Linked DNA regions of Homo sapiens: region 1 is linked to region 2. A link is a loop called in an ENCODE intact Hi-C map of the cell type or tissue named here. Cell type or tissue: HCT116. All regions are shown on one strand. Links, peaks and the distances in the headings refer to the core of each region. The heading gives the core; the rest is flanking DNA.

Evidence for each region. Peaks named below come from ENCODE experiments on the same cell type or tissue, not always from the same donor. Only the 100,000 strongest peaks of a DNase experiment are listed, where the experiment ranks them.
Region 1: it touches region 2 in a loop (2.7-fold over the local background); 12 of 110 quality-filtered maps call a loop at or near these places.

What each region holds. Positions count from the first base shown.
Region 1 is chr19:49,325,203-49,330,585 of GRCh38, forward strand. It overlaps a transcript of SLC6A16 not described here. Among named protein-coding and RNA genes, the nearest start is that of SLC6A16, 2.7 kb to the left of the region's middle. RefSeq lists an enhancer at 1,153-1,302 and a silencer at 2,096-2,247. In HCT116, for the core only: CTCF peaks have their summits at 2,876 and 3,078; a DNase peak (open chromatin) is centred at 2,909.
Region 2 is chr19:49,270,004-49,275,386 of GRCh38, forward strand. It overlaps the pseudogene SUMO1P4. Among named protein-coding and RNA genes, the nearest start is that of MIR4324, 36 kb to the right of the region's middle. In HCT116, for the core only: no CTCF peak of the experiment used is centred there; a DNase peak (open chromatin) is centred at 2,458; H3K27ac peaks cover 2,523 bases.

The sequences.
Region 1 (5,383 bases), core at 104-5,103, 55 kb after region 2:
GGCCTTTCCCGCCGATTCTCTGCGCATGCGCCGCCGCGCCCCCTCACTCTTTCCCTACAGCTGTAGCAAACACTGTAACCACTTCGCCCTCCCCAACTCCCTGCTCTCTCCCCACACGCACGCACGTGTGCACATCCTCTGACTGCTCACGCGCCACTCCCTTCCCCACCGCACCCCACCCCGACACCCACGATGCCACGCTTCAGGCGGGGCTCTAAGACAAGGCCTTTCTCTGGCACATGCACTTTGCTTCCACTTCATGTAAGGAAGAAGAGGGTAGGAAGTGGGAGAATCGTCTCATTCATTCCTTCTAGCCTTCAAACCTTTCGCATTTACTTAAAGATCGCCTACTAGAAACCAAACCTTAAATATGCGTCCAACAAGGCAGACAGGGACGTTGCCTTAAGAGAGCTCAGAAGCCTACTAGGGCTGCAGACAAGAATTAAAAACTCAAAGATTTACTTAGGTCATCCGTTCTCATACTTTCCGGTCTCTTAAGAATTATTAAGGACTCCAATAATTTATGAGTTACATTTATATGGGTTGTATGTTTATGTGAGTTGTATCTATCAATATTAAAATAAATTTCTAAAATAGTCATTGTTTAAAAATTCATTATGTGTCAAAATAACATTTTTATTTAAAATAACTATAATTTCTACTCCAAAAGAAATTTTGGCGCTGGGCGCGGTGGCTGACGCCTGTAATCCCAGCACTTTGGGAGGCCAAGGCGGGTGGATCACGAGGTCAGGAGTTCGAGACTAGCTTGGCCAACATGATGAAACCCCGTCTCTACTAAAAGTCAAAAAAAAAAAAAATTAGCCGGGCGTGGTGGCACACACCTGTAATCCCAGCTACTCGGGAGCCTGAGGCAGGAGAATCGTTGGAACCCAGGAGGCAGAGGTTGCAATGAGCCGAGATTTTGCCACTGCACTCCAGCCTAGACAACAGAGCAAGACTCCGTCTCAAAAAAAAAAAGGAAAAAAAAGAAAAAATTTGGGGAGAAGAATGGCATCATTTTACATTTTTGCAAATCTCTCTAATGTCTGGCTTCATAGAAGACAGCTGGATTCTCATATCTGCTTCTGCACTGAGTGTGTCAAAATAGCTCATGTCTTGTAGCTTCTGGCAAACATCACTATATTCAAAGAGGAAATGAAAGTGAAAGGCAAATAATATCTTAGTAGTATTATGAAAATAATGTTCACCTCATGGACCCCCAAAAGTGTTTCAAGAGCCCCCAGGAGTCCCTGAGCCACACTTTGAGAATGAAAGGCTTAAATTGTTATGATTGAACAAAGAGATGAAGAGGAAATTTTGGGGGTGCTGTAAGAATTCATCACAATCTTTGGGAATCATTCAATCTTTCAACACGTATTTATCGAGAGTCTACTAAATGCTAGGAACTGGGAATAGTGTAGAGAACAAAACAGACCCCATTCCTGCCCTCGTTTTGCTTCACACAACAAGAAAACAGATATATGATGAATCTCAAATAATTACATGATTATAAATTGTATTAAGTGCTATGACAGGCCGGGCATGGTGGCTCACGCCTGTAATCCCAGCACTTTGGGAGGCCAAGGTGGGCGGATCACATGAGGCCAGGAGTTCAAGACCAGCCTGGCCAACATGGTGAAACCCCATCTCTACTAAAAATACAAAAACGAGCCAGGTGTGGTGGTGCACGCCTGTAATCCCAGCTACTCGGGTGGCTGAGGCACAAGAATCACTTAAAACCATGAGGCAGAAGTTGCAGTAAGCCAAGATCACACTACTACACTCCAGCCTGGGTGATGGGGTAAGACCCTGTCTCAAGGAAAAAAAAAAAAGTGCTGCGACAGAAAAGGGCCACAGACCTATTTATTTCTATCGAATTTTTTTTTTTTTTGAGACAATCTCACTTTGTCACCCAGGCTGAAGTGCAGTGGCATAATCTCGGCTCACTGCAACCTCTGCCTCCCGGGTTCAAGCAATTCTCCCTGCCTCAGCCTTCCGAGTAGCTGGGGTTGCAGGTGCCTGCCATTACGCCTGGTTAATTTTCATATTTTTAGTAGAGTCAGGGTTTAGTAGAGTCAGCCTGCCATGTTGGCCAGGCTGGTCTTGAACTCCTGACCTCAGGTGATCCGCCCGCCTCAGCCTCCCAAAGTGCTGGGATTACAGGCGTGAGCCACTGCGCCCGGCCCATAGACCTAATTTAGAAGGAGGATTTCTCTAAGGAAATAACACTGGAGTTGAGGCTTAAAGGATTATTTGCTAGGTGAAAAATGTGTGTGAACATCTCAAGCCTTGAGGCTGTGCAAAGGCCCTGAGGCAGGGCAAACTGTGTGTTCAAGGCACCAGGAAAAGTCTCAGTCGGTCAATAAATATTTATTGAATGATGTGCCCCACACTGTCCTAGACCCCTGGGATATAGTTATGAAAAAGATTTTACGTTCCAGTTGCACAAAGAAAGTAAATGCCTAAATAGAAAGAATTTCAGAGAGTAAGAGTGCTGATAGGGAGTTACTTTAGACAGGGTAGTCAAGAAGGACTCTTGGGGAAAGTGATATTTCAGCAGAGAGCTGAAGGAAGGGAGCCTTGTGAACAGCATAGGGAAGAACATTCCAGGCAAAGAAAATGGCAACAGCAAAAGCCTTGAGGCAAGAAGTACACTTGATGGGTTCTGGAAATGGCAAAGAGTCTGATATGAATGGATCCCAGTGATTGAGGAAAGGGTAGCAACAGATCAGATCAGAGCAGTGGCAGGGGCCAGAGTATTATTTGGAGGCCCTTATAGGTCATGGTCGGAATTTTTTTCTTTTTTTTCTGGGTGAGATGAAAGCTATTTGAGGGTTCTGAGTCAAGGAGTGACTTTCATTTTAATGGCAGGCTCCCCCTGGCTTCTGGGCAGAGAATAGCATGTATGGGTGTATTCCTCTGTTTTCACACTGCTGTAAAGAACTGCTCAAGACTGGGTAATTTACGAAGAAAAGAGGTTTAATTGACTCACAGTTCAGCTTGGCTGGGGAGGCCTCAGGAAACTTACAATCATGGCAGAAGGCAAAGGGGAAAAAAGGCACCTTCTTCACAAGCAAAGGAGGGAAGAGCCCCTTATAAAACCATCAGATCTCATGAGAACTCACTCACTATCACAAAAACAGCCTGGGGAAACCACCCCCATGATTCAGTTACCTCCACCTGGTCTCTCCTTTGACACATGGGGATTATGAAGATTATAATTCAAGATGAGATTTTGGGTGGGGACACAGCCAAATCATAGCAATGGGCTAAAGATAGAAGCAGAGAGCCCAGTGAGGAGGAAATCTCTAGTCCAGGCAAGTGATGGTGTTGATTAGATCTGGGTAATAGCAATGGAGATGGTGAAAAGTGGTCAAATTCTGGATCTATTTCAAGAATAGAGCCGACATGATGTGTTGATGGATTGTGTGGTGGTTTTAAAATACGTCTGCAAATTCTTCAACACTTTGAAAGATAAAGTCTATTTCCCCAATCTTTGAGTGCAGGCTCTCCTTAGCAACTGGCTTCCAATGAACATAAGTAATGGTGGGGAACTTCAGGACTAGGTCATAAAAAGCATTGCTGTTTCTTACTTGCCCATTCCCTTCAACTGATTTCTGTAAAGGAAGCCAGTCACCATACGGTGAGGACACTCAAGCAATCTGTGAAGAGATCCATATAAGAGAAGAGCTGAAATTTCCTGCCAGCAACCAGCACCAGGTGAGTGAACCATGGTGAAGTGGATCCTCCAGCCGTAGTTAAATCTCCAGATGACTACAGCCCCAGCCAACATCTTGACTGCAACCTCATAAAACACTGTGAGCAGAAATCATCCAACTAAGCTGCTCCCAGATTCCTGACCCACAAAAACTACAGTAGGTAAGAAATGTTTATTGTGTTTTTTTTTTGAGATAGAGTCCTGCTCTGTTGCCCAGGCTGCAGTGCAGTGGTGCGATCTCAGCTCACCACAACCTCCGCCTCCCAGGTTCAAGCAATTCTCCTGCCTCAGCCTCCCGAGTAGCTGGGACTACAGGTGGGACCACATCCAGCTAATTTTTGTATTTTTAGTAGAGACGGGGTTTCACTATGTTGGTCAGGCTGGTCTCGAACTCCTGACCTCGTAATCTGCCTGCCTCAGCCTCCCAAAGTGCTGGGATTACAGTGAGCCACCGCTCCTGGCCTAAGAAATGTTTATTGTTTTAAACTGCTAAATTTGGGGTAATTTGTTACAGAGCATTAGAAAACTAATGGTGATTAGGTTTGGGGTCTGAGAGAAAGAGAGGAATCAAGAATGACTCAGCCGGGAGCGGTGGCTTGCACCTGTAGTCCCAGCACTTTGCAAGGGCGAGGTGGGAGGATTGCTTGAGGCTAGGAGTTTGATAGTAGGATACTAGCCTGGGCAACATAGCAAGGCCTTGTCTTTTTTTTTTTTTTTTTTTTTTTTTGAGACAGTCTAGTCTCGCTCTGTCGCCCAGGCTGGAGTGCAGTGGTGCGATCTCCACTCACTGCAAGCTCTGCCTCCCAGGTTCACACCATTCTCCTGCCTCAGCCTCCCGAATAGCTGGGACTACAGGCGCCCGCCACTACGCCTGGCTAATTTTTTGTATTTTTAGTAGAGACGGGGGTTTCACTGTGTTAGCCAGGATGGTCTCGATCTCCTGAACTCGTGATCCGCCCGCCTCGGCCTCCCAAAGTGCTGGGATTACAGGCGTGAGCCACCGTGCCCAGCCCGGCCTTGTCTCTTAAAGGAAAGAAAAGTGTTTTTTAATAGCCAGGTGTGGTGGCACGCATCTGTTGTCCCAGCTACTCAGGAGGCTGAGTGGGAAGATCACTTGAGCCCAGGAGATTGAGGCTGCAATGAGTCATGATCGTGCCAGTGCCCTCCCACTTGTGTGACAGAGCAAGACCTCAAAAAAAAAAAAAAGACTCCAAAACTTTGGGCCTGAAGAATTGGAAGATGGAGTGACAATTTACTGAAAAGGAAAGTACTGGAGTGTGCAGGAGGTGGGAGGGAATCAATAGTTTCGTTTTGGGCGTGTTAAGTTTGAGATGTCAATTATACAGCCAAAGGCAGAGGTTAAGTTGTCCTTCACTGCAAGGAGACCTGGGAAATGAATCTTCCTGAGTCCGCAGTTCAGGGGAAAGTTTGAGGCTAGGCATATAAATTGGTAAGTCAACAGTATTGTAGATTGCGATGAACACTATGGCACTGCATGATATCATCTCGTGAGTGAGTGTAGCTAGAAAGGGCTAGGACTCCCCAAATTTTAGAAGCTAGAAAAAGGACGATCCAATGAAGATTGAGGAGAACCAGCCAGTGAAGAAGGAAGGAGGAAAAGCAAGAGGGAATTTGCCAGTAAAGGAGGAGGGGATCAGGTGAATT
Region 2 (5,383 bases), core at 308-5,307:
CCCCTAACCCTACATCATTCAAGGGTCAACTGAATATGTTGTCTACAAAAGACTCGCTTCACCTGAAAGGACACACACAGACTGAAAGTGAAGGGATGGGAAGATATTTCCTGCAAATGCAAAGCAAAAAAGAACAAGTAGTTATATCAGATAAAATAGATCTTAAGCCTAAAACTGTAAAAAGAGACAAAGAGGCCATTATAGAATGGTAAAATAGTCAATTCAACAAGAGGATATAACAATAATAAATATATATGCACCCAATATTGGAACATCTAAATTTATAAAGCAAATCTTAAATAAACCTAAAGGGAGAGATAGACTGCAATACAGTAATAGTAGAGGATTTCAACACTCCACTTTCAGCAATGGACAGATCATCCAGACAAAAATCAACAAAGAAATATCAGAGTTAAACTACACTCCAGACCAAACAGACCTAACAAGACACTTACAGAACCTTCCATCCAGTAGCCATGGAATACACATTCTTCTCAAAACCACATGGAACATTATCTAGTATAGATGATATGTTAGGCCATAATACAAGTCTTAACAAATTTTAAAAAGCTAAATCATATTATCTTTTTTGACAATAGAGTAAATCTAGAAATTAATAGGCAGAACATTGGAAACAAATATTTGGAAATTAAGCAACATGCTCCTAAACCACCAATGGGTTGATAAAGAAATCAAAAAGGAAATTCGACACAAAGGAAAATGGGAATACAGCATATTGAAACCTGTGGAGGCTGGGCATGGTGGCTCATGCCTGTAATCCCGGCACTTTTGGAGGCCGAGGCGGGAGGATCACTTGAGGTCAGGATTTCGAGACCAGCCTAGCCAACATAGTGAAAATACAAAAAATACAAAAATTAGCCAGGCATGGCAATGGGTGCCTGTAGTCCCAGCTACTCAGGGGGCTGAGGCAGGAGAATCACTTGAACCCGGGAGGCAGAGGTTGTAGTGAGCCGAGATTGTGCCATTGCACTCCAGCCTGGGCAACAGAGTGAGACTCTGTCTCAAAGATTAAATGAATAAATAAAAATAATAAAACCTACAAATACAGCAAAAGCAGTACTAAGAGGGAAACTTAAAGCAATAAATGCCTATATAAAAAATATTTGAACAATTAGTAAACCTGACTGACTGTGGCCTGTTAGGAACCAGCCAAACAGCAGGAGTTGAGTGGAAGGCAAGCAGGGATTATTGCCTGAACTCTGTCTCCTGTGAGATCAACGGCAGCATTAGGTTCTCACAGGAGCTAGAACCCTGCTGTGAACTGTGCATGTGAGGGATTTAGGTTGCACGCTCCTTATGAGAATGGAATGTGTGATGATCTGAGGTGGAACAGTTTCATCCTGAAACCACCCCCCACACTAGTGCCAAAAAGATTGGGGACCACTGAATAAATTGCTTCTGTAATTAGTAACTTTGCTCCAAAGCAAACTTCTGGTGAAGATGACTTCACTGAATCGTGTCAGACATTTAAGAAGTAAATGCTGTCAGTTTGGTGTAAAATCTTCCAGAATAGAAAAAGTGGCAAGACGAGTATAACTTGAGTACCTAGTCTAGCAAGGGAATTATGATAAAATCACACACCAATGTCATTCATAAACCTTGATGCAAAGGTCCCAAAAAATAACCAGCAAATGAAATCCATCAATACATGAAAACTATATATCACAAATGATTTTGCTTAAAAGAAAATCAGTGATAACATAATAAGGATACAGATCATATGACCATCTCAATTTGTAGAATATTTGATGAAACCCAATAACCATTCATTTATTAACAAAAGTAGCTGGGCATGGTGGCTCGTGCTGTGATCCCAGGACAGGACTTTGGGAGGATGAGGCAGGAGGACTGCCTGAGGCCAAGAGTTTGAGATAAGCCCTTGCAACACAGCGAGATCCCTTCTCTACAAAATAAAAAATAAGATAAAAGCCAACCTCTTAGCAAATTAGAGTAGAAAAGAACATCTTTAATTTCATAGGAGGTATTTATAAAAAAAGCATAAAGTAAACATTATACTTGATAAAACATTGAAGGGTTTTCCTTCAAAGTCAGGAATAAGACAAGGATGTCTGCCACCATCCCTTCTAGTCAAATTGAATTTAAAGTTTGTGTAGACTGATGGCCTTCATGGTACCAAGTCTTCAATTTTTCCTATATCCACCCCCTCTGCAATGTGATTCTACAGTTTGTCTAAGATCATATCTACTCTCCTGCTCCTTGAACCTGGGCTTGTATGCCGATTCAGCGCCTGTGCTGCAAGAGACCTTACTTGTTACTGCTTATTCTCTAACTCTTCCGCCATCGCTATGAGGACATGTCTGGGCTAATCTGCTGGAAACTGAAATATATATTAGAGCTGAATCACTCCAGTGGTACTAGCTCAAGCTAGTCTAGATTAGCCAAGAGGCAGCCCATTCCCTTTTATATTAGCTGAGCCCAAAATAATGACTCATAAGCTGTAATAAAAAATTCTTGTTTTAAGTCATTGAAGTTTGAGGTGGTTTGTTATGCAGCATTATGGTGGCAATGAGTCATTGACACAAGGTACAATAAAATGAAAAAAATGGTTTAGAAAAGAAGAAATAAAACTATTATTTATGGATATGATTCTGTATATAAAAAGGAAAAAAATCACCGGGCGCAATGGCTCATGCCTGTAATCCCAGCATTTTGGGAGGCCTAGGTGGGCAGATCACCTGAGGTCAGGAGTTCGAGACCAGCCTGGCCAACATGGTGAAACCCCATCTCTACTAAAAATACAAAACTAGCCAGGCATGGTGGCGTATGCCTTTAGTCCCAGCTACTCGAGAGGCTGAGGCAGAAGAATCACTGAACCCAGAAGGTGGAGGTTGCAGTCTGCGAGATCATGCCATTGCACTCCAGCCTGGGCAACAAGAGCAAAACTCTGTCTCAAAAAAAAAAAAATCTATAAATACATTACTAGGATTAATGAGTGAGTTTAGCAAGGTTGCTGGATACAGGGTTAATAGAAAACAATATTAATAGCGTTTCTACATACCAGCAAGAAATAAATAGGTAATAAAAAAATAAAGATAACATTTATAATAACAAGATATTTTCTGTGCCTAGGAATAGATCTAACACAAAAGTACAAAACTTCTATACCAAAACCTATAAATTATTATTATTGTTATTATTATATTGGTGTCTTTTGATGAAAAAATGTTCTAAATTTTAATGAACTCAAATTTATCAGTTCCCTCATGGTTAATATTTTCTAAAAGCTATTTAATACATCTTTCTTTCTTTTTTTTTTTTTTTTTTGAGACAGAGTTTCGCTCTTGTTGCCCAGACTGGAGTGCAATGGCGCGATCTTGGCTCACCGCAACCTCCACCTCCCAGGTTCAAGCCATTCTCCTGCCTCAGCCTCCCGAGTAGCTGAGATTATAGGCATGCACCACCACACCTGGCTAATTTTGTATTTTTAGTAGAGATGGGGTTTCTTCATGTTGGTCAGGCTGGTCTCAAACTCCCAACCTCAGGTGATCTGCCCGCCTCGGCCTCCCAAAGTGCTGGGATTACAGGCATGAGCCACCGCGCCCGGCCCTAATACGTCTTTCTTAACCCCCAGATCATGAAGTTATTCTTCCACATAACTTCTAAACACTTTATAAATTTGCCTTTCATGCTTAAATCTGTTAATCCTCATGGATTAACACTGTTCTTGATAATAATAATGATTATAGGCTGGGCATGGTGGCTGACCCCTGTAATCCCAGCACTTTGAAAGGCCAAGGCGGGCAGATCACCTGAGGTCAGGAGTTCAAGAGCAGCCTGGGCACGATGGTGAAACCTCATCTCTGCCAAAAATACAAAAAATTAGCTGGGCATGGTGGTGCATGCCTTTAGTCCCAGCTATTCAGGAGCCTGAGGCGCAAGAATCTCTTGAAGCTGGGAGGCAGAGGTTGCAGTGAGCCAAGATCATGCCACTGCACTCCAGCCTGGGCAACAGAGAGACCCTGTCTATAATAATAATAATGGTTATAGGTTTTGGCATAGAAGTTTTGTATTTTTTTTATTAGATCTATTCCTAGGCACTTAAAATAGCTTCATGTTATTATAAATGTTATCTTTATATTTTTCATTACCTATTTATTTCTTGCTGGTATGTAGAAACGCTACTAATATTGTTCTATTAACCCTGTATCCAGCAACCTTGATAAACTCACTCATTAATCTTAGTACTGTATTTATAGATTTTTTTTTTTTTTTTTTTTTTTTGAGACAGAGTCTTGCTCTGTCACCCAGGCTGGAGTGCAGAGGCCCGATCTCGGCTCACTGCAATCTCCATCTCCCAGGTTCAAGCGATTCTCCTGCCTCAGCCTCCCAAGTAGCTGGGATTTCAGGCGTGCACCACCATGCCCAGCTAATTTTTGTATTTTTAGTAGAGACGGGGTTTCATCATGTTCGTCAGGCTGGTCTTGAACTCCTGACCTCGTGATCCGCCTGCCTTGGCCTCCCAAAGTGCTGGGATTACAGGCGTGAGCCACTGCGCCCGGCCAGATTTCCTTTTTTGGGCGAGTTTTGCTTTCTTCTTGCATACTAACCTATCTCCTTTTTATTATAAAATACACATATTCCAAAAAGTGTACAAAACTGAAATGTTCACCTGAATGATTTATTGTAAAGCAAATGCCCCAACCATCCTAGCCAAGATTGAAATCTGAGTATCAGGAAACAATATTTAAGATTAAAAGTACCGAGCACATTAGAGACGTATGGTACATGCTCAACACGCAAAGAAAAAAATAACAGCCACAAGCCTATATGTACCAAACAACTGGAGAGCTAAATATTTAAGGCAAAACACGTATAAAACCAAAAAGAAATTGATCAAAATATAACTACGATGGCAATTATCATACAACTTTTTCAGAACTCACAGATCTAATAGAGAAAAAAAAGGACATAGAGAAATTGAATAATGCAAACAAATACGATTTAATAGATACTTAGTCATATTAGAAATGAACAATTTTAGGGAAGGGAGATGGATTTGTGAACCCTGGAGTGCGGTTCTGCCTACTCGAGGCCGCTGCTGTGTGGAGACCCCTGGGTGAAGCCACTGTCATCATGTCTGACCAGGAGGCAAAACCTTCAACTGAGGACTTGGGGGATAAGAAGGAAGGTGAATATATTAAACTCAAAGTCACTGGACAGGATAGCAGTGAGATTCACTTCAAAGTGAAAATGACAACACATCTCAAGAAACTCAAAGAATCATACTGTCAAAGACAGGGTATTCCAATGAATCCACTCGGTTTCTCTTTGAGGGTCAGAGAATTGCTGATAATCATACTCCAAAAGAACTGGGAATGGAGGAAGAAGATGTGATTGAAGT